Linked DNA regions of Homo sapiens: region 2 is linked to region 1. Evidence: chromatin loops called from intact Hi-C (ENCODE). Cell type or tissue: ascending aorta. All regions are shown on one strand. Each heading gives the region's core, and the rest is flanking DNA. Links, peaks and the distances in the headings are about the cores only. Region 1 overlaps TINAGL1 (tubulointerstitial nephritis antigen like 1). Region 2 holds the start of COL16A1 (collagen type XVI alpha 1 chain).

Region 1 (12,803 bases), core at 629-8,628:
CTTCCCTGAAATGTGGCCCCTTTTTCCTTCCCCACCCCTCCCCACCATTCCCAGTAGGAGGAGGAAGGGGTCATGGGTACCCCCCTATTCAGTCTGAGATGGGAAGTGGAGAAGGGCCAGGTAGGAAACCCTGAAAGCCTTAATAGAAATAATGGGGAGCCTGCGACTTGGAGGAGGCGGCCCTGCACCCACTCCACCCCCACTCCCTCTTTGCCTGGGACTAAGAGGCCCCAGAGAGAAGGAAACTTTTTGGAATGCATTGCGCATAAGATATTTCCATTGCCTCACTAGGGTGAGGGGTGCCCGGGTCACAGTGAGGGAGGGAACGTTTCAGCATGTGTCTGGGTGTTCAGCGTGACTGTGTGTGCACTGTGTGTGTGTGTGTGTGTGTGTTCAAAAGGATAAAACATGCCTGGCCCGCGTCTGCAGGTTCTGATAGGATGGCTCTGGACGTTGAGGGGTTAATGCGCTCTCTCTCTCTCTCTCTCTCTCTCTCTCTCTCTCTCTCTCTCTCTCTCTGTCTCTCTCTCTCTGTCTCTCTCTGTCTCTCTCTCTCTGTCTCTCTCTCTCTCACTGCTGTCCCTGGCCCCTTAGGCCCCCTCTGGAATGCTGGGACCTGCTACCACCGGCCCTGCCTGGACCTGTGTGGGCAGCCCTGGGGGCAAAGGAGGAGATGGCAGGAAAGGACAGAACAGTCTACTGCCCTCTCCTCATGAAGGCTCTGGGGGCGAGGGTGGGGGAGTGTCCAGGGTGTCAGAGCCCTCAAAGGATGCTTCCAGAGTCTAGTCGGGTGCTGCTGCCTAGGTGTGCAGAGGGGGAACAGCCTGGTGTGCAGAGAGGGAAAGGAAGGATGAGGAAAGCCTTCCCGGCCCTGCAGACTCCTCTGGCCCTCCCCAGCAGTGCCCCCGCCTCTCCTGGGGCTGGAAAGCCCAGCCATACTGGGTCTTGGCTCCCCTTGAGGCTCCTTAAAAGGCAACATTGGAGGTGGGAGCCTTGGACAGCTTGCAAGGAGGCAGTTCAGCATCTTGTAATAACAGAGTTATGAGCTTGTAAAAGCATTATAGAATTCATAGAATGCAGCCCTTCAGTCGGCACCTATTATTAAAGACCTACTGCGTGACAGGCACTATGCTGAGCTCAGGAGATGGAGCGGGAATGCAACAGACACAGTCCTTGTCCCATTTCTAGTGTAAGGTGAAGGGCATGGGAAGACAACAAATGAGTATATTCTGACAAGCTGCCCAGTGTTATAGGGAAAAGAGAGGATAACGGGGGTCCCAGTTTAGAGTAGGGAGTGGGTGGGAAAGCTACTCTGAGGAAGGGACATTTATGCTGAGACCAGGGAGAAGGATAGGAGAGGCCTGGCCTAGGCAGAGGGAGTGGCTCGTGGGAAGGCCGGGAGGTGACTGAGCTCATTTTAGCTGGAGCTGGGGTAGGGGAGAGACGTCCCAAGGAGGTGCAGGCCACGTTCCGTGGCTCACATCAGCTGTGCCCAGGATTCTGCATTTTGTTTGGAGTCACAGGAAGCCACGTAGAGAGCACACGGTCTGATTTACGTTCTTCAAAGATCTCTCTGGCTTTGGGGTGGGTAGGGAGGGGATGGCCGGGAATTTTAAGGGGTAGCAGACTTGGTGAATAAGGCAGTGCCGGGGTCCAGGTGAGAGGTGATGAGGGACGGGAGTAGGGTGGCCACAGTGGAGGGGCGAGAGGTAGGTGGATTCCTCATGTGCCATCTCCAAGCCCTGCTGATGGGGGACATGTGGGCGGACACCACAGACCACCTGGAGCTCTGATGTGAACAACTGGGTGCCATTTTCAGAGTTGAAGATGTTAGGAAAGAGCAGGCTTGTGGGAGGCAGACGGGCTATTTTGAGTTTGAGATGCCTTTTGCACATCCAGAGATGTCAGAAGGTCAGTGGGATATGAGTCTGAAGCTCTAGAGAAGTGGGGTCTGGGATTCCTGTAACAGAATGGTGATAGTAGATATTAATTCTGAGCACTTAATGATGGACCAGGCCCAGTGCTAAATGCTTTACAAGCCTATCATTAAATCCCTGGAAAGTGGTACCACTGTATTATCCTCATTTTATAGACAAGGGCATTGAGAGAGACAGAGCTTGAATGATTCTCCTAAGATCACACAGCCAGTGGGCTGAAACCCAGAATCTGAATTCCAGAACCCATGCTCTTAGTCAATTCAGCATATGGCCTCAGTCATTGACTCAGTTAACAAATATTCATTGGGTGCTTACTATGTGCTAGGCTTTGTTTTCCTAGGCGCTGAAAATACCAAACAATACCTGCCCTCAAGGAATTTACAGCCTATGAGGAAACAGGGATAAGCAATATAAACAGGCCGGGCCTGTGGCTCACACCTGTAAATCTCAGCACTTTGGAAGGCCAAGGCGGGTGGATCACTTGAGGCCAGGAATTTGAGACCAGCCTGGGCAACATAGCAAAACCCCATCTCTACAAAAATTGCAAAATTTAGCTGGGTGTGGTGGTGCACTTGTAGTCTCAGCTATTTAGGAGGCTGAGGTGGGAGGGCCACTTGAGCCTGGGAAGCAGAGACTGCAGTGAGCCGAGATCACACCACTGCATTCCAGCCTGGGCAACAGAGCAAGACCCTGTCTCAAAAAAAAAAGCGGGGAGGAAGGGGAGCAGGCAGATTGGTGTGAACCATCAGGGGCCAGCCTAGTTGGAGCCTTAGAACCAGAACTTGAAGGAGGAGGGGATCAGGGGACAGGAGGACAGAGCGTGCAGGGCCTTGTTGTCACCAAACTTTGGCTCTTATTCTGTGATGTGAAGCCAGTGGAGGGTTTTGGGCAGAGGAACGACATGATATGACTTAGGTTTAGCAGGGTCACTCTGGCAGCTGTGTTAAAAATACCCTGGGAAGCAGGGCAAGGGGCAGATGCATGGAGCACCCACAGTGAGGAGGCCACAGCAGGAATCCAGGTGAGAGGTGATCGGACTTGGGCGGGCTGCAGGAGAGAATGAGAGTGGTTCGGATTCTGGATGCATTTTTAAGGTAGACCCATAGGATATGCGGATGAACTGGATCAGCATGGGAAAGGAAGTCAGCGGGGACTGCCAGGTTTGGGGCCCAAACTCCAGGAAGGATAGAGTTGCCGTTTTCTGAGAACTGTAGGGGGAATAAGTGAGGGGGGTCAGGAATTCGGTTCAGGGAGTGTTTTGGTTCAGGGTAGTGATGTTGAGTAGCCGTGAGATCCTTGACTCTGGTGTTCAGGCAGAGATCTGGGCCACAGATATAAACTTGAGAATCATGAACTAGACGTTGACATTTAAAGCCACCAGGCTGGATGGGATCACCTAGAGATTCTCCCACAGTCACTTGCACAGACTCCCTGGCCCATGTTAACCTCCGAGGCCACATTCCTTCAAAGTATCCCCAGTCCCCCACTTACCCTTTCCTTCTCTCCTTTTCTCACCAGCACCTGCCAGGAGAACAGGCAGTGGCAGTGTGACCAAGAACCATGCCTGGTGGATCCAGACATGATCAAAGCCATCAACCAGGGCAACTATGGGTGAGAGGCCCTAGAGGCACCCTCAGTGGGCACACATGCATACTCATGCATGTATACACGCATGCTGTGCTGTGGGGCACGTCCAGCAGGCCACTCCTACACCCAGATTTGACTGTGTGTGCGCTCAGCCACTGTGCGTCTCTCCCACCCACATGCACCCACGCCAAGGACCCTGAGCCTCGGCAGATCTGTGACTTCCTTCCGTCCCCTCTCCTTCAGCTGGCAGGCTGGGAACCACAGCGCCTTCTGGGGCATGACCCTGGATGAGGGCATTCGCTACCGCCTGGGCACCATCCGCCCATCTTCCTCGGTCATGAACATGCATGAAATTTATGTAAGTCCATCCTTCCCCACAATGCTGCCATCTCCCCATGGCTCAGAACCTCAGGGATGCTGGCCCTGTGCCCTGCTCCTCCAAGGGCCTGGACCATCCCCTACTACAAGGCTGTGTGTCCCTGGACAAGTTACTCCCCTTCTCTGGGCCTCTGTTCCCTGCTTCCACAGGATGTGCTGTGCTGGAAGAACTGATGCTCAGATTGAATTTCGTGGTCTTGGCATCAGCTCCCCCCTGATCTCTCCAGCCTGGGAAAAATGCTGTTGGTCTCAGTACAGCTGGGTTAGGGCCCAAGGGGACAGGGGGTCACCTTGGTATTTTGGGAAGGGAAGGACACACACTCCTCCAGTTCTGGCCAGAGGGCAGCAGTTCTCGGAAATAAATGCCGGTTCAGCGGAACCCCAAGGGAGGAGAGGGCTTCTCCCTTCCCACCAGTGGGACCCTCTGGGAGAGGAATGAAAACCAGGCCCAAAGTGAAAGGGTGAGGAAGGGGAGCTTCAGCAGGCCTGGACCGGGACATGTGCCGGAGCATTTGTCCATCAGTGGCAGGCAGCGGGGAGGCAGGGGCTGGCAGGAGTGGCCCTCCCTGCGGAGACTTCGGCCTTGGGTGACCAGACCCTGGCCCTGCCCTTATTCCCCTGGGCCTCTGGCTATTTTCTGCCTCTTGCTGTTTGTGTTGGCAGACTGCCTGGTCACGGGACCCTACTGCCTCTTCCCTCCCCTGAGGGAAAGCTAAGGCCTGAAGAAAGCTAAGGCCGATCAGAAGGTGCAGAGGAAAGAGGCAGGGGTTGAGAATGGAAAGCTGAGGGACCTGGCCTGGCCACTTCTCTGTGCCTGGCCTCAGCTGCCTCATCTGGGAAGCAGGACTAGTCACCACCGCCACCCCGCCCCGCCCCACCACCTGATACCTGGGAGGCACTAAATGGTGCTTGGTTCTTCAACACAAGTCAAAATTGGAGGCAGCTGGAATCCTGCAGCAGCAGGAGGGCTCAAGATTAAACTGCAGAAGGCCCTGGACTTGGTGGCCCTCCAGTGCCAATGGGCACCTGAGGGGCAGGCCAGGGCAGAGCAGGAGGCAGACAGGGCAACCTTTATCTTGCAGACAGTGCTGAACCCAGGGGAGGTGCTTCCCACAGCCTTCGAGGCCTCTGAGAAGTGGCCCAACCTGATTCATGAGCCTCTTGACCAAGGCAACTGTGCAGGCTCCTGGGCCTTCTCCACAGCAGGTAAGCCAAGGGCAAGGGCTGGCGCCTGGGAGAGGAGGGCCAAGTCCTGAGCCTCCCGACAGCCCCTCTATCTCACCCCACCAGCTGTGGCATCCGATCGTGTCTCAATCCATTCTCTGGGACACATGACGCCTGTCCTGTCGCCCCAGAACCTGCTGTCTTGTGACACCCACCAGCAGCAGGGCTGCCGCGGTGGGCGTCTCGATGGTGCCTGGTGGTTCCTGCGTCGCCGAGGGTATGCAGCAACAGGGGATGTGGGCAGAGAAGAGGGCAAGGAGCTCCGTGGGCATGGCCTGGGCCATGATGCACTGAGTCTTTCTGCCTTTGCTCCCTCTTGCTGCCTTTGCAGGGTGGTGTCTGACCACTGCTACCCCTTCTCGGGCCGTGAACGAGACGAGGCTGGCCCTGCGCCCCCCTGTATGATGCACAGCCGAGCCATGGGTCGGGGCAAGCGCCAGGCCACTGCCCACTGCCCCAACAGCTATGTTAATAACAATGACATCTACCAGGTCACTCCTGTCTACCGCCTCGGCTCCAACGTAAGTCAGCACTTGGGTGAGGGCGCCGAGGCAGGAGGGTTGTGAAAGCCTGGAGTCTCACCCCTGACGTATGCTCTCTGTCCATCCCCTGCCCTCCAGGACAAGGAGATCATGAAGGAGCTGATGGAGAATGGCCCTGTCCAAGGTAAACCCCCTTATCCAGCACCCTGGTTCCAGAAGCTTGTGCCTGCTTGAGAGTGGGCACAGTAGCACAAGTGGCCTGCACAGCATTCAGCAGCATGTCCAGTAGGGCCAGGAGTAGGGGTCCCCCCCTCCCACAGGCAGCACCTGGAGGGAGCACTTAGAGCTTTGGTATGGAGGGACCCTGGTGCCTGGGCACATCTCAATAGACTCAGGCTCCAGTGCCTGTGCCAACGGGCTGAGTGGACCCTACCTTGACATCTGCCCACAGCCCTCATGGAGGTGCATGAGGACTTCTTCCTATACAAGGGAGGCATCTACAGCCACACGCCAGTGAGCCTTGGGAGGCCAGAGAGATACCGCCGGCATGGGACCCACTCAGTCAAGATCACAGGGTGAGGGGCGTGTGGGCAGAGGGGGTTTGGGACAGCAGGGTTTGTGCTAGGGGCTCTGGAGCCTGCCTTGGGTTCTTACAACCTCTCTAAAAAGCCAGGACTGCTCTCATCATTTCAATAGGGAGAAAACTGAGACTCAGAAAGAGAAAGGACTTGCCCTGGGTCGAATTGAAGGTTGGGAGCCTCTGAAGGCTTTTTTAGGAACTGTTCCTTCCTTACATTGGGATAAAATAACTCCAATATGAAGAGAGCCTCAAGAGTTTCTCAACCTCTCCCCACCTCAGCACCTGTCCCAGCTCTGCCTGACCCACCGAGTGACCTGGGAGGTCGCTCCCCTGGCCTCAGTTTCCCTATCCGATTTAGGGAATATAGATGTTAGGATCACTGACTTCAATGAACTCGGTGAAATGTGCTTTACGGTGGGAATTGGCGGTCTCTAAGATACCCATATTCTCAGAGTGTCTTCCTTCTGGCCCTTGGCACCTACCCCTCCCTGGATCCCCAAGTGAGGGAGGGCAGGTGGATGTGTGGTCCCATAGAACTGGCCCCTAGGAGGTGGGTCTCTGGAGGACCCAGGTTCCCTCCTCTTCTGCTCACCTTGCCTCCACTTGTCCCCTTGGTGCCCCACCCCCTCCCATGCTGGGCCTGGGTGCACCGACTTACAGATGTGAGAGTGAGGGAGATGCAGAGAGGTACAGAGACCTGCCTGAGCCCTAAGGGTGTACCCAACCCTCCAAAGGCAACTGGGGGCTGGATGGGGCAGGTTTCCGGGATTGGAGCTCCTGAGAGCAGGTAGACCCAGCTCCCTTCCCCCTCCTCTGCTCTGCCCACAGATGGGGAGAGGAGACGCTGCCAGATGGAAGGACGCTCAAATACTGGGTGAGGCCGCTGACCCTTTCCCCGCCCCCTCTTCCCCTCGCCCCACTCCCATTCCCCTTCTCACCACCCCTCCTTATTCCCAGACTGCGGCCAACTCCTGGGGCCCAGCCTGGGGCGAGAGGGGCCACTTCCGCATCGTGCGCGGCGTCAATGAGTGCGACATCGAGAGCTTCGTGCTGGGCGTCTGGGGCCGCGTGGGCATGGAGGACATGGGTCATCACTGAGGCTGCGGGCACCACGCGGGGTCCGGCCTGGGATCCAGGCTAAGGGCCGGCGGAAGAGGCCCCAATGGGGCGGTGACCCCAGCCTCGCCCGACAGAGCCCGGGGCGCAGGCGGGCGCCAGGGCGCTAATCCCGGCGCGGGTTCCGCTGACGCAGCGCCCCGCCTGGGAGCCGCGGGCAGGCGAGACTGGCGGAGCCCCCAGACCTCCCAGTGGGGACGGGGCAGGGCCTGGCCTGGGAAGAGCACAGCTGCAGATCCCAGGCCTCTGGCGCCCCCACTCAAGACTACCAAAGCCAGGACACCTCAAGTCTCCAGCCCCACTACCCCACCCCACTCCTGTATTCTTTTTTTTTTTTTTTTAGACAGGGTCTTGCTCCGTTGCCCAGGTTGGAGTGCAGTGGCCCATCAGGGCTCACTGTAACCTCCGACTCCTGGGTTCAAGTGACCCTCCCACCTCAGCCTCTCAAGTAGCTGGGACTACAGGTGCACCACCACACCTGGCTAATTTTTGTATTTTTTGTAAAGAGGGGGGTCTCACTGTGTTGCCCAGGCTGGTCTCGAACTCCTGGGCTCAAGCGGTCCACCTGCCTCCGCCTCCCAAAGTGCTGGGATTGCAGGCATGAGCCACTGCACCCAGCCCTGTATTCTTATTCTTCAGATATTTATTTTTCTTTTCACTGTTTTAAAATAAAACCAAAGTATTGATAACTACAGTGTCTTGGAACCTCTGGGAGTGGAAAGCCAAGCCAAAGTTGGGCTGGCAGTGGTTAGACAGCAGAAAGGACTGCCTGAGGTGTTGCTGGTTGGCAGGGGTGGGGGGACTGGAAATCCTAACTTCCATTCAGCCCTAATTGTCAATGCCCTGGGCACTGACCCACTTGGGGGAGGGGCATGGATGGCATGGCCTTTGGCCCTAGAGAGAAACCTGAACCGTGGGAACCACCTTTCAGACGCTGAGTCAGCTGCCGCCTGAAGGGGGAGCCCTGCACTCCTATCAGCTGAACCGGTGCCAGTGCCCAGCAGGCAAGGGGGGCACAGCCCTCAGAAGCTGGAGCCTCTGTCTCTGTAGATCAGTCTCTCCAAGCCATCCAGGCAAGGGGGGCCTCTCCTCGGCCTGCTCTTGGGCCAAGCTGAGCCTGCTTCCCACCCCACCTCCTCAGATTCCCAGTGCCAGCACAATAAGCCAGGCCTCAGCCTGGCTCCAAGGCCATCAGAACCCACCCGCCCAACCTCGTCACCAGCTCCTTGCTGCCTCTCAAATGCCCGGTACACATGCAGACTGCCAGACATTCGCTCACGCTGCTCTCCGGGCCAGATGCCCTTCCATGCCACCCACCCCTTGTCCCGCTCCAAGGTTCCTTCTTCCAGACAGTGCCTGTGAAGGTCACTGAAGTGCCAGAGGCTGTGCAAGGAGCCCAGGCCACCCCATCCCCATCCGGCGTGGGTTAGACCCTCCCTCAAATCATCTGCACTCTGCCCTTCACCCAATATTTCAGGTATCTGGGATCTATTGAACTTCCGCATTATGCTGGAAGTTCCTAGAGGGCAGGGATGGTCTGTTTCATTAGTGGGTCCTGGTACCCACACCGAAACCCTGGTATAGGGTGGCCCTCCAATGTATGGAATGACTGAGTGGATATGGCCCATTCTTTCACCTCCAGGCCCCTCCCAAGCCTCCACTGCGTCCCCCCGGGCACAGACGCCAGGCTGGTGCTCCTTCCTTTCTGGGAGCCCAAGGGCCTGTGCCTGGGAGGGGGATCCCCGAGCGCAAGGAATCCTCCCCGCCGCCACCTCCAGCCAGTGGGGAGGCAGGGGCACCCTCAGTCGCCGAGGGACTGCGGCAGGGAGGTCCCCGGGGGCCCCTGGCAGCCCCTCAGGATCGCCGCGTCCCCCGGGCCTCACGGGCATCACCTGAAAGGAATGCGGGCGCCGGATAAGTGGCCGCCTTTGTCTCGCTTCCTGTTTGCCAGGACGTCCAGAGCCCGGCTCCAGCGGCCCGCCCGCCGGTCCCCAGGGAGCCAAGGCCGGCGGGGAGCCCCGAAGGGGCGGCGGCCCCTTCGCACCCGCTCAGTGGCCCCGGGACCCGCCCCGCCGGTAAAACCCGGTTCGGAGGCAGCTCGGTGGCCCCGCGAGGCTGGAATTTTCTACGGGTACCTTCCAAGGAAGCTCTGGGGGGCGGGGACGGTCGGGCGCGGCCCGCCGGGTCTCAAGGCTGAGGCTAAGGCTCCGGCTCCAGCTCCGCCCGCCCTGGCGCTGCGGACCCGTGTTGATGCCAGAAAGGGGTCCAGATCCAGACCCCAAGAGAGGGTTCTTGGATCTCGTGCAAGAAAAAATTAGAGGTGAATCTCTGCAGTAAAGTGAAAGCAAGTTTATTAGGAAAGTAAAGGCATAAAAGAATGGCCACTCCGGCAGGGCGCGGTGGTTCACGCCCGTAATCCAAGCACTTTGGGAGGCCAAGGCGGGCGGTTCCCGCGGTCAGGAGGGGCCAGGCTGACCCCCCAGTGTCAGAGACCTCTGAACCACAGCAACTCCATCTTGAATAGGGGCCGGGTAAAATAAGACTGAGATCTACTGGGCCGCATTCTCAGACAGCTAGCCATTCTAAGTCACAGGGTGAGATAGGAGGTCGGCAAAAGATACAAGTCATAAAGATCTTGCTGATAAAACAGGATGTGGAAAGAAGCCGGCCAACAGGCGCGGTGGCTCACGCCTGTAATCCCAGCACTTTGGGAGGCTGAGGTGGGCAGATCACGAGGTCAGGAGATCCAGACCAGCCTAACCAATGTGGTGAAACCCCGTCTCTACTGAAAATATAAAAATTAGCCGGGCGTGGTGGTGTGGGCCTGTAATCCCAGCTACTCAGGAGGCTGAGGCAGGAGAATCGCTTGAACCCGGGAGGCGGAGGTTGCAGTGAGCTGAGATGGTGCCACTGCACTTGAGCCTGGGCAACATAGCGAGACTCCATCTCAAAAAAAAAAAAAAAAAGAAGAAGAAAAGAATGGCTACTCCGTAGAGCAGCCCCAAGGGCAGCTGGTGTCCCATATTTATGGTTCTTTCTTGATTATCTGCTAAACAAGGGGTGGATTACTCATGCCTCCCCTTTTAGGGTCACTTACTGACATTGCCATGACATTTGTAAACTGTCATGGCACTGGTGGGAGTGCAGCAGTGAGGACGACCAGAGGTCACTCTCGTGCCATCTTGGTTTTGGTGGGTTTTGGCCGGGTTCTTTTTTTTTTCTTTTTTGAGATGGAGTCTTGCTATATTGCCCAGGCTGGAGTGCAGTGGTGCGATCTCAGCTCACTGCAAGCTCTGCCTCCCGGGTTCATGCCATTCTCCTGCCTCAGCCTCCCGAGTATCTGGGACTACAGGCGCCCGCCACCATGCCCGCCACCACACCAGGCTAATTTTTTTTTATTTTTAGTAGAGATGGGGTTTCACTGTGTTAGCCAGGATAGTCTCAATCTCCTGACCTCGTGATCCGCCCGCCTCGGCCTCCCAAAGTGCTGGGATTACAGGCATGAGCCACCGCACCTGTTGACCGGCTTCTTTCCACAGCCTGTTTTATCAGCAAGATCTTTATGACTTCTATCTTTTGCCGACCTCCTATCTCATCCTGTGACTTAGAATGCCTAACTGTCTGAGAATGCAGCCCAGTAGGTCTCAGCCTTATTTTACCCAGCTCCTATTCAAGATGGAGTTGCTGTGGTTCAGAGGTCTCTGACAGTAGGGGGTCAGCCTGGCCCCTCCTTAGCCTTGTTCCTGGGGCCAGCAAGCCCAGGCCCACCTGGGCCAGTTCTGCAGTGGACGAGGGTTCAGATAGGGCTGGAGATGCCCTAGCCGGGGCCTCAGCCACCTCCACCAGCCACTCCTGCTCCTCCGATGTTGGGCATGGGAGTGTTGTTATAAAGAGCGAGGCTTACCTCAAGCACCCCAAACCCGATTACTGCCCCTGAATCTGCCCCTAAAGAAACCCTGGTCCCACAGCCCCTTGCTGTGTGTCATGGGGCCAGTCCTTCCCTTTCCCAGGGCCAAGGGTGTGGGATGTTAGACAGAGCTGGGTTTGAACCCCTACTCTGTCCGGCTGTGTGTATTATTGGACAGGTTTTTCCAACTTAAATGGGGGACAGTAGTACTCACCTACCTCCTGGGGTTGGTGGGAGGATTCAATGAGACAAAACATGCTAAGCCTTTAGCTCAGTACTTGGAACTCATTAAGGGCTTAATAAATGGTAACAGCAACAGCGATGATTGTTTTAAGAGATTGGACCTGATAATGTAAAGGCTTTTTATAATGAGCTAAACATTCATTGAGTGCTTAACCATAGGTTTCTGCCAGCATGTTGTTCTGAATGCTTTACATACATTGTCTCATTTAAGCCCCCCCAAACCCAAAAAACAAAACAAAACAAAAAACTATTTCCAGAAGCATAGAGAAAAGCAAGTAAGTTGCTGAATGTCGTACATTTAATAATTGCATCAGGATTCAAACCCAAGTCACCTAAATCCTCACACTCATCAGCTCTGTATTAAGATTAATAGTGATATTCCAATGTCCTTCCCCAAGCCCTTTCCCTGTCTGGCAAGCTCTTATTCATCCTTCAAAACCCAGCTCAAATGTCCCCCCTCTGGAAAGCCTTTCCTGGCACCCATCCTCTGGATCTCCGGGGACTCCTCCATACACACCTGGCACAGAGGGAGTATCTGTCAACAACTTCTCCTCCTACAGGCGGATGGGGCAGCGACTTTTTCTTTTTCAGCTCCATCCTTTCCTGACCACCAAATATTTCACTTGGGCATTCATTCTGGCCCCCTGTGGGGCTCTGCGGGGGTCCCGAGGCACCTAACTCTAATCTCCCAGGGGCTGCTAAGTTACATGACTTCACAAGTGCTGATGCCTCACATCTTCTTGGGATCTTGCCAAACCCCCATCCCTGCCTGGTGCCCATTAAGGGAAAGGAATTCATGCCTACCGAGCCTGCAGTGAGCCACGCTTTGGACTATGTGCTTCACTCACTTTAGCTCCTTCGATCCTACCCTCGTTCCTAGGAGGAAGTGTATGCCTAGAAACCCAATGTCAACAAGTGAGACAACTCTCAGACTCTACGAGAGGGGTAAACCTCCAAATTGTGAGGAGGGCAAGTGGGTCCAGGCACAGCTGGAACCAGGGACCCAAAAACTGCCAGGACACACCCTCTCTGTCTCTGTCTCACTCTGCCTCTCTTTTCTCTGCCTTTCTGTCTAACTCTGCCATGAGGAAGGATTTGTGGCCAATGACAACTCCTGAGCCTCCCAATCCACAGCCATGTTCTCAGTACTGATTCAAAATAGAGAAGTCTTTTGATTGGCCACACTCCAGTCAGGTGTCCACCTGTGGGACAGTCACCTGTGGCTGAGGGACAAGGTCATGGAAATCATGACAGTCCTTGCCAAACCAGTGTTTAGGAGAGGAGATCCTCAAAGAAGGAGGATCCAGGGGAAAGGAGGAATGCCAAACAGATTAAGGTAGGAGGACAGA
Region 2 (10,401 bases), core at 2,402-10,401, 120 kb after region 1:
CAAGGGCCGGGCCACTCACCCCTGCTGGTAAAATCTCACAGCAGCCCTCCTCCAGCACGAGCTCCGGGTCACAGTAGATGTGCACCTGCTGAAGGTCAAACTGCAGGAGACACACACATCAATTTCACTTCATTTTATCAAATAGCTCTGTGTCCTGGCCCCCCAGGAGGCACAGAGATGTCTCTGCCCCAGGATGTGACCTCAGGGTGTTTCCAGTCTGGCCTGGGAGACATCAAAAATAGAGTTGTCACCAAAGGCAGAACAAAACTGCGCACACAGGAACGAGGGAGAGGAGGCCCAGAGGAACAAAAGAGGAGGAGGTTCCATTCATGCTGGGCTTTGAAGGGCTGGTAGCTACTCAGCGGATGAGTATGCAAGGAAAGGCATTCCAGGTGGAGGTAACAGCGTAGGCAAAGGCACGGCAGTGTGAAAGCACTGGGTGCGCTGGATGGCTAGGATGGAATTGATCAGAGCAGAGCTGCACGGAGAGATGTAAAGGAAGATGGTGCTGCAGACACTTATAAGGACCAGATCATGAAGGGCCTTGAATGCCAGGTGAATATGTTTAGGCTGCATTTGGAGGGCAACAGGAAAGCAGGGGAAGATTCTAAGCAGGAGAAGGACTTGTTCCGATACGGATTCCAGGAAGCCCACTCAGGTTCCCAGAAGGCAGGAACAGAGGTCAGGGCCTGACCTAGCACTCACCGAGACAGGCTTGCCCTGCTCAGCATCCAAGCCTAGAAATACATGGCCCACAGGCCTCATGGGTCGTCGGGGCCCCAGAGGCTGGGAGGAGGCTGAGCTGCAGTCCACGTGCACAGAGGCCACACGTCCAGCCACACTCAGCATCAGCTTGTGCCAACGCAAGTCGAAGAGCTGGGGCACTGGGAAGATGCAGGACACAAAGTCGCCATCCTGGCCCTGGGCCCTGAGCTCCAGGCTCCGCTCTTGGCTGTTGACTTCCAGGGATATCTGGGTAGAATTTGGAAAGGGAAAGGACAGAGATTCAGAGCTCCAGAGTCACACCATGGGCACGTTCAGGGACCTTGAACTCATTTCACAGGAGGGGAACTGAGGCCCAGAAAGAGAAGAAAGCCGGCTGGGGTCAAGGAGCTATACATCCTGAAAGAATGAGGTAGGTACTGGTGGGCTGGGGACAGGCTTGAGGGTAGGCACAGGATGGAGCAGGGAGACCCCAGAAGTCACAAGCCGGGATGAAAGGTGGGCTGGACTGGTGCTACCCAATGCCCTAAGAGGCAATCAGGGCACAGGGGAGGTTCACCTGTGGATACCCATTTGCATCGGTCACTTGAAACAGATACCACGTCTTCTGGTGGGTGTGTTTCTTCAGCAGTAGTGTCAGCACCAGGGCAAACTCCTCCGGGAGACCCCGAGGGAATACTCTTCTGGAGATGGAGCAGGGAGGGTGCCCTGAGGCTCCAATGAGGACCCAAATGCTGCCCACCCTGAGCCCTCAGGACTGCTGAGCCTACCCAAGACATCCACAGGCACACATCTTCCATCATATACATTCATTCACTCTCCATACCTTTACTGAGTGCCTTCCGCGAGCTAGGTGCGGGTCTGGCTGCTGGGAATAACAGTGGTGAAGGCTGGGTGCGGTGGCTCATGCCTGTAATCCCAGCACTTTGGGAGGCCGAGGTGGGCGGATCACCTGAGGCCAGGAGTTGGAGACCAGCCTGGGCAGCATGGTGAAACACCGTCTCTACTAAAAATACAAAAAATTCGCCAGGTGTAGTGGCAGGCGCCTGTAATCCCAGCTACCCGGGAGGCTGAGGCAGGAGAATTGCTTGAACCCAGGAGGTGGAGGTTGCAGTGAGCCAAGATCACGCCACTGCACTCCAGCCTGGGCAACAGAGCAAGACTTGGTCTCAAAAAGAAAACCAACCAACCAACCAAACAAACAAACAAACAAAAAACCCACATACACAGTGGTGAAAATACAGAGGCACTGCCTGCCTTCATGGAGCCTTCACGTCTGATGGGGGCAGGGAGGCCATGAGCAAAGAATCCCCAGAATGACTATTTCGCTATCGCATTGCAATTTGAATAAGTGCTTCCAATGAACCCAGAATACCCTAGGTGAATAACTGGAGCAAGGGTGGAAGGAGAGATACTGAAAAAAAGATGGAAAGGGTTCAGCATGACCAGAGCAGCAAGAGATAAAAAAGAGCATTTTGAGAGCTGAGGTTGAAGAGGCAAGCAGGGGCCAGGCCAGGGCTTGTGGGAATTTGGACTTCACACACATGGGTGCACACACACGCATGTGCGCACACACACACATGCACACACGCACATGACTCTTGCCAGGTTCCCGCCCACATCCTGTGTTCTCACAGTGCCCACAGGATGCAGACCTGTTCCCACCCACTGCTGGCCAGAGACAGGGGAAAGACAGAAGGTAGGTCTGCCAGGTACCACCTCTCAGCCCACCCTGCAAGCCCAGGGGTGGAGACCAGGTTGACTCCTGGCAGGGGCTGGGATGCAATGACCCACAGACAGGCCCCTGGGCTTAAGCCCCACATCTGGAGTTGCTGAGGAGTGTGGCTGAGGTCAGTGTTGATTCTCAGTGGTCACATGGATGCATTTACCGCGTGGGCTGGGTCACGGGGGCCGCCCCCAGGCGCAGGATGAGAGGCCCCTTGGGGTTGCGGATCTTCTTGATGGCAGACGTCTTCATGAGGCTGAGTCGGTGGATGAGGTTGAAGCCTTTGGGGGAGACATCAGGTGAAGAGCTCAGCTGAGCAGGTGGAGAGGGGTACAGATCACTCCCAGAGGAAGGTTGCAGGGACGGCGCGATGAGATGGTTGGGTGCTCACCAGTCACGTTGGCTGGCAGGCTACTACTGTGTTCCAATTTGAGTCCTTCCTGCTGTGAAGGTGGGCATTGTGCACCTAGAAGAGAAGGGGCAGGGGGGCATTAGGTGCGCTCAGGCCAAGGTTGCTGCACGGCTGGACGCCTGGGGAACCTGGGAGGGAGCAAGTTTATAGTCCTCACTCTGGACCATCAGCTAGATCCTGCCTTCACCACCTGCCTTCTGACCCTGGCTCCCCAGGAAGCCTGGAGGCCCCCAACCCAGCATACAGTTTGGAAGACTGAGGTCCAGAGACTGAGGCCCAGGCCAAGGTCACTAAGTGAGCCAACAGCAGAGCAGGCCCAGAACTCCAGGAACCCAAATCTCCCAGCACTCCAAGTCAGGAGCTAGGCCAGCAAGGGAGAGAATACACGAAGCTCTAGGTGGCTCTCGAGCACAGATGGAGTGGGGAGCTGTGTATTTACACATGTGCCCCCTCCATGACATACACCCAGGTGGGGGGCAGAGGAGCTCTTCAGGGGTAAGGAAATGTCAGAATCATGCACATTGTGTGTTATGTACAATTATATGTACGTGTCTGTACATGTGGGAGTTGTAGGTGCCCATGCCACGAGGGATGACATGTGCAGCTGGCACACGTGTTCTCAGCAATAGGAACGTCCTACATCCAAATCAGACAAGCAGGCCAGACACAAGTAGGAGCCAACAGAATGAATATTTACCTGAATAACCACCTTGTGAAACAGCGAGAAGAGACTGAGGGTCTGAGGGGACCACAAGCTCAAGGGTACCACCAGGGCCTTGGAGCTCCAGGAAGGGCATATTAATGGGTTAGGGCTCCCAGAGAAGGAGATAGCTTAACTCAGGTTTCCAAAGCCCTGAAAGAACAGGTGGGCAGCCATGGGCCTCCCTCGCCCTGGGGCTGACTGAGCAGAAGTGTTGGGGGAGGTGCTACAACAGGAAAGACAGAGGCCAGAATCAAAAAGGCCTTCTCATCAATGCAGAGGGATAGGTGGGAGAAGACGGTGAAGACAGCTCCTAGAAGCTGGCCTTGCACTCTCTGGCTAGACTGGCTGGAAGAAGGAATCCTGGGGCCCTGGGGCCCGGTGCCAATGACCCCACTGCACTCTCCCTCCCCCAGGTCTGGTCAGAAAGACCATCACTGTCTTCAGCATCACAGCAGCAATGGGTGACTCACCCCTTGGCAATGGGCCCAGATTCCTTACAGATGTTGAAATTATCTGCCCCATCCCCCCCAGGGGACCCAGTGAGGGAGAGGAGAGCAAAGCTCACGCACACACAAGCAGAAACACATATGTGCACATACAAGGGGCAGGCGGCCACACTCACCCTGGGTCCACAATCCCTTTCACCTCAGCTTCTTGGTTTTTCTGCTTTTCCTAGCTGGGTTTGGGTCCTAGGAGTTCTGTTCCTGCTTGGCGAAGCAGCTGAGCTACTGAGCCCAGAGGGCACCCAGCAAGGCCAGGCAAGTTGCCCGGTCAACTTCCCCTGGCTTTGGGCCCTGGAAAGCTGCACCCTCTGTCTCATCCAGAGTCTGGGCCTCGGGGTGGGCCTTTTATTAGAGATTCAGGGCCAGCCGTGGAGGAGGAGAAGCACGTGAGCTAGAGGGATGGAGTCTCCACCATGAAAAGGATCAGCAGGACTTGGGGTTCTCTGGGGAGGCGGCGTCCTTCTGCAGGGAGAGCTCACTGCCTGTTCCTCCCCACCCCACTGGTCCTACCAGCAATGTGTCCACAGGATTGGCTTACGTATTGGGGTGGGAGGTTGTTCTCTTACACACAGAGACACAGGAATACATACGAATGCACAAAGCCAGTCTGAGAGACAAACACAGAGATGCTCAGAGACATAAACGTACGAAGACACAGGCACACACACTCTCCAGCTCACTGCACACAGGCTCAAGGGTGCCAACACCTCAGATCACCCTGAGCCCAGCCCCTAGACTCTGCTATAACTGCCCACACGACCACACATACATGGTCACATATGTGCAAGGACCCCAGCACCCCAGGATACCAGTTGCAGGCCTGTGATACTGTGACTCTCCTGTGTCATCTCACCTGTATTTGCCCCATGGCCGAAGGTAGCCCAAAGACCGAGCAGCCACAGGCCAGGAGCCCAGGATACCCACATCCCGGTCCAAAGAGGTCAGCTACAGCCACAGCACCTGAAAACCACAGAGACCGGGAAGGCGGATTTCTGAGTTCACACAGCACAACTCCACACGTGGGCAAGTCGTGGACAGCCTGTGGGGCCCAGGCACTGGTATTGGGGTGGCAGGAGGTCTGGCCAGGCATCAGTCTCTCTCAGAGGCCCAACCACAGCCCTTGGGCTAGGATTTGAGCAGAGGCGATATTCAAAATATTTAACCACCGGTATGGCACGGATACCAGCTTTCAGGCAAAGCAGAAAGCTGCCTACTGCACTGAAATAGTGTCCAGGCAGCATCTGGCTGTGCCAGTGGATACTTGCTGGATTGGGAGAGGTCTAGAAGGTCTTAGAAGGCCAGAGAAGTTGGAATAGTGATGAGGGCTTAAAGAAGAGGCTATTCTTCAAGACACGTGGAAGTATTTCAAGTCTAGCATCTTGTGCACTGTCCTGGTATATATACCAGCCTGATACCTTACTAGCGCACCCAGCTCAGCCCAGGAAGCCCTCCCAGGCACCCACAGGGTCAGGGGCTGGTGACTGGGCTGAGATTGTGGGCCACAGCCTTCCATAGGGCTGTGTGGGGGCCAAGGAAGCTTTCCCCATAGGTATAGTGGGCAGGAGAGCAGGTCTCTAGGGCTCAGGACCTCATTGCCAGCCACCCCCGCCCCCAGCTGATGGATGCTTGTCTTTTAGTTTTATTAAACCCTGATGGATGGGCCCAGATAAATCGATGCAGGCTCAGCAAGTGGCCAGCAGAGCCATACATCGTCTGGCCTCCCCCAGGACAGGCAGCTCACGTGCACAAACACAGAGCCATGCATGTGTCAGCACAGCACATGCAGATGCGCAGGTACATGTACATAAGGACACATATGTGGTACCAGTGTGCATACAAAGCTATCTGCACACAGGCATGCTCACGGAAACATATGCTCGCTGATATACCCAGACACACCAGCTTGCATATACCCACATGCGCACAGCCAGCCTATGACCACTCCTCCTGTAGGTCTTCCTGTTGGGAAGTTCTAATGCAAGTCTGACTGCATTCCTTCCAACTCTAATGAAATCCAATTTTCCTTCCCTCAATCATGGATAGGAAATGAAAACAGAAAGGACCCCTTACCCCAATATATTTGGAGATAGGACTCCAGCCCCCTTCTCCCTGGGACAGAACTGTGCCCCCAGCCTGCCTATTCATCCCCCATCCTAGTGATATACACATCCCAGCTCTCAAACCCTATCCTGGTCTTCCTCCTGCCAGCCAATAGAAGGGCTGCCAGCTGTGGCGCCATGTGGGTGCATGTGGAGGCGTGAGGATGGATGTGATCCTGTCCCCTTCCGGCTCCTAGTCTCTGGTCGCCACTCCTCAGGCTCCAGCCAGAGTGCAGGGCTGCAAGGACAGAGCCAGAGAAGCTTCCAAGGAGACGGCTCACCCCAACACAGAGGCATAGATTTGGGCGCAGGGAGTCAGAACCAGGATGGAGTTTAGAGCTCATCTCGCTCTAGAGAAGACGACCAAGGCCCAGAGAGGGAATGCCACTTTCCTCAGGTCACACAGCAAGTCTGGCAGAAAGGGCCTCTCAGCCCAGAGCCCTGAGGCCGCCCACTGTATCCCTACTTACCGGTGGCCGGGGATCCCCCCACCTCACTGAGCAGTCCAGGCAGCAGGCGGAGGAAGCAGAGCCCAGGTTCCTCAGGTCCGCTAGGGGTTCTCTATCTCTCCGTGACGGTCACGGGTCCCCAGCTTCCTGGCGCTCGAGCTCTCCCGGCTGTCTGCTGCCCGGCGCACGCCTGCCGGGGACTGCCGGCCACTCCGGGTGGGGGAAGAGAGGCGGTTCCAGGGGGCTGGGGGCCTGCCAGGGACACTAATGGAACACAGCTGGACCGGCCCGCCAGGGAGGAGGAGGAGGAGGGCCTAGAGGGGGCTCCAGCGGCACCAGAGGCGGCTAGACTGCGGGGTGCACAGCCCCGCCCCGGGTCTGGCCGAGCTCCCAGGCCCGCCCCTCCTGCCTCACCGCCAGGTGAGCGATCCTCGAGCTAGGCGGGACCCTACGTGCCCAGAGCTGCCCTGGAAGGGGGCTCCTGCGGGCCCTTTAAGAGTCAGGCCTGGAGTTTGAAGAGCTCCCCCTTTCCATGTCCCTGGCTGGGCCCCCAGAAGGCTGCGGGGTGGGGGGGCGGGGAGGGGACAGGGGTGGAGGGAGCAGGGTAGAGACCCTCCTCCCAAGTGCGTGGCACCCATGATGTGGCTGCCGCCCAAGCCTCGGTGGTCAGCTTTTTCCAATTCCTCTGCCTAACATTCCCAGTCAGTCTGTCCCTAGGTCTGTCTGTACTGGGAGGAGGAGGGTGGGAACCCCCTCCCTCCTCCGTGCTAAATTAACCCCCTCTGCTCTGGCCTGACTCCCAGAGAAGTGAGACTGAGGGAGTCCCCTTATTCCTCCTTACTCCATGAGGTTGGAAGGGCTCAAATCCCTGGCCCCTGCTCTGGCTTTGCGGTTCCAAATGTGCTGTGTAACCATACTCCGTTTTCTCATCTGGAAGATGGGATCGTGAGAGTATATGCCTCATAGACCTTTGCTGTAAGCAGGAAATGGGCCAAAGGCTGTAAGCGCTTAGCACACGGTCTGGCACATGAGAGGAGCTCAGTAAATATTTGCTGCTATTATCGTTATTACTGTGATCCCTGGCAGGGGACGGGACTGGATTTCAAGCCTTTACACCAGCACTGGGGAGGGACCTGCTTTATATTCACGGTCCAAGGACGCAAGAGGAATTGAGCTGGGCTGAAAGATTGGAGCTCTGAGGAGGAAGGAGCCGGTAATGTTCCGAGTTCTGCCCAGAGGCAGGGCCGTTGACCAAGGTGGAATCCCCACCAAGGGTCTCCTCCCGCTGTAGACCGAAAGCAAATTTATTGGCACCAAGGCTGAGGATCCACAAAGTAGGTTCAAGAGGCCATGAGATGCTGGGCTGAAGAGGGAGAAACTGAGCGTCCCCAGTTGAGGGGGGCTCTGGGGGCTCTGTGGAAGCAACGCGCCTAGCCCTGTGGCCTCGGCTAACCCGGGGTAGGGGGAGGTTGTAGGGGCAGGCCTGGGATTTCCCGCCTCCAGACCCAGAGGCGCTGAGTCAGCGGAAACCCCAACCACGCCACAGAGGCGCCCCACTGTGGTCCCAGTGAGGAGCTGGCCCCAGATGTGGCTGTGGCAGTGGTGGGGCCTGGGAAGTGCTGAGCTCAGCAGGCGGGAAGCGGAGGGGGTGGGGCCTTCTGAGCACTCTGGCCTGCGGGGTGGGTGGGCACAGGCCCCGCCTGCCCTACCAGAGGGTGCTGCCCCAGCAGTGGGCACTCGGGAGAGGTGGGAAGCGCATATAGGTCAGGCTCTGTGCTGAGAACTTCACATATGCTAACTCCTTCGATCTTTACAACAACGCCTTAAGGCAGAATTCCATTTTTATTCCCAAACCTGCAGCACAGGAAAAACACAACTTGCCCGGGATCCCACAGCTAGTCAGTGGTGGAGCAGAACTCATGTCCAGCCAGCCTAGACTCAGCACGTGCTCTTAACCACCATGCCATCCTGACAGCTCCCACCCGTGCCCCAGACAGGGCAGGTGGCTGGGCCAGGGATGGAGGAACCTGAGAAGGGAGAGCCAGATGCCTTCCCACAGCACCCCAAGGGTGCTCACAGGAACAGCCAAGCCTGGGACACACCTTACGCCTAGAAACACTATCATAGACAGTCTAGGAATGTGCCCATGCCCCTTCCTCCCTTCCACACATACGTGCACACATCCAGAAACACGCAGTCAGGTAAAGTTCTAGCACAGCACTTGAGTACGCAGACTCCATATGCATGTATAGGCACTCATGTTCACACAGACACACCCTGGCCCTAGAAACAGTTACACACAGATGTGTAGAGACTCAAGATACGCCTCCACATCAAAGATACACAGAAACACATGTAAGAGCCCAGATTACCCCACAGAAATATATCCCTGGACATATCCAAACACAGGTACATAATTCTCAGAATGCCTGCATACAGCACTGTATATACTCGAATGTGCACACACAGACACATGCCTGTACACATAGACATGTGTGCACATAAACATACATGTGACCACAGGCATAATTACTCAGATATGCAAGCAGAGAAGCCTGCAGACCTGCAGCACATACATGTGTGCACACAGACATAGATGGCCACACAGACTCGGCTCCCAGAGAAACAGCCACTGGGACATGCACACACTGACACATGTACACACATGCATACATGCAGCTGTGCTGACACTTTTACATGCAGTCAGTGCCAGAAAGCCCTGCACGCCAGCAACCCGGGTATCCCGTGAGGCTGGGCTCAGCGCCCTCACCCCAGATGGCATCACCACGAGGTAATCAATGCTGCTAATCACCACCAGCTGCCCTGGAGCCTGCATGCTGCTGCTGCATGGGGCTACCAAGGCCTTCTGGACCTGGGGTAGTATGCCCAGATGTTGGCAGTGCCCAAGGGCCCTCCGCCCCCCACTGGGGAATCCCTGTCTGGCAGGGGCAGCCCCTGGGGCTGGGGCAGGTTGAAGAGCCAACCCAGGGCCTGGTCCCAGGACAGGTCCGGGAGCCCCCACGCGTTCAAGCAGAGATGGTGTAAAGTTCTGAGGCTTGAACAGTGGACCAGAACCCCCACATGTACACGTGCACACCTGGGCCCTGGCATATGCGCATACGGGCTCACACGCAGACACATCACACATGATTGATTACTCTTCACAGATATGCCCTTCCTGACTTCCTCATCCCTTTAAATGCCACGATAATTCATTCTGATGCTCAGGTAAAAACCTGAAAACCTTGGCTCCTTTCTTTTCCCTACCACCCCCATCCAATCCTGTCAGTTCTACCCCCCAAATACAGCCCACGTCCATCCACTCCTCCCCACCTCCACAGCTGCAACCCTCACCCAGACCATGATCATCTTCTGCTGGGCTGTTGCAAGAGCCCCCAGCTGATCTGCCTGCTGCCTTGGGGCCCCACCACCCACTTACTTCCCACCTGGTGGCCAGTAAGACCTTTTCTTTTCTTTTCTTTTTTCTTTTCTTTCTTTCTTCCCACCTGGCAGCCAGTAATACCTTTTCTTTTCTTTTCTTTTCTTTTCTTTTCTTTTCTTTTCTTTTCTTTTCTTTCTTTCTTTCTTTCTCTCTTTTTCTTTCTTTCTTTTTTCACAGAGTTTCGCTCTTGTCACCCAGGCTGGAGTGCAATGGCGCAATCTTGGCTCACTGCAACCTCTGCCTCCTGGGTTCAAGCAATTCTCCTGTCAGCCTCCCAGGTAGCTGGGATTACAGGTCCCCACCACTATGCCCGGCTAATTTTTGTATTTTTTAGTAGAGACAGG

Evidence for each region. Peaks named below come from ENCODE experiments on the same cell type or tissue, not always from the same donor. Only the 100,000 strongest peaks of a DNase experiment are listed, where the experiment ranks them.
Region 2: a loop joins it to region 1, with 11 times the contacts of the local background. A loop is called at or near these places in 10 of 110 quality-filtered maps.

What each region holds. Positions count from the first base shown.
Region 1 is chr1:31,579,694-31,592,496 of GRCh38, forward strand. TINAGL1 (tubulointerstitial nephritis antigen like 1) reads left to right here. Exons shown (of 12, transcript NM_022164.3): 4 at 3,456-3,548; 5 at 3,768-3,882; 6 at 4,985-5,108; 7 at 5,193-5,343; 8 at 5,458-5,647; 9 at 5,747-5,792; 10 at 6,060-6,183; 11 at 7,017-7,062; 12 at 7,146-7,993. The coding sequence ends at 7,286. Among named protein-coding and RNA genes, the nearest start is that of TINAGL1, 9.6 kb to the left of the region's middle. In ascending aorta, for the core only: a CTCF peak has its summit at 8,258 (motif pointing right); DNase peaks (open chromatin) are centred at 918, 4,003, 4,548, 8,458 and 4 weaker places; H3K4me3 peaks cover 6,853 bases; H3K27ac peaks cover 8,000 bases.
Region 2 is chr1:31,697,201-31,707,601 of GRCh38, forward strand. COL16A1 (collagen type XVI alpha 1 chain) reads right to left here and starts at 6,817. Exons shown (of 71, transcript NM_001856.4): 1 at 6,637-6,817; 2 at 4,921-5,027; 3 at 2,841-2,915; 4 at 2,613-2,730; 5 at 1,283-1,406; 6 at 706-972; 7 at 20-100. The coding sequence starts at 4,993. RefSeq lists enhancers at 1,916-2,669, 4,176-4,928 and a silencer at 8,238-8,287. In ascending aorta, for the core only: a CTCF peak has its summit at 8,178; DNase peaks (open chromatin) are centred at 4,051, 4,351, 6,891, 8,171 and 2 weaker places; H3K4me3 peaks cover 4,487 bases; H3K27ac peaks cover 6,775 bases.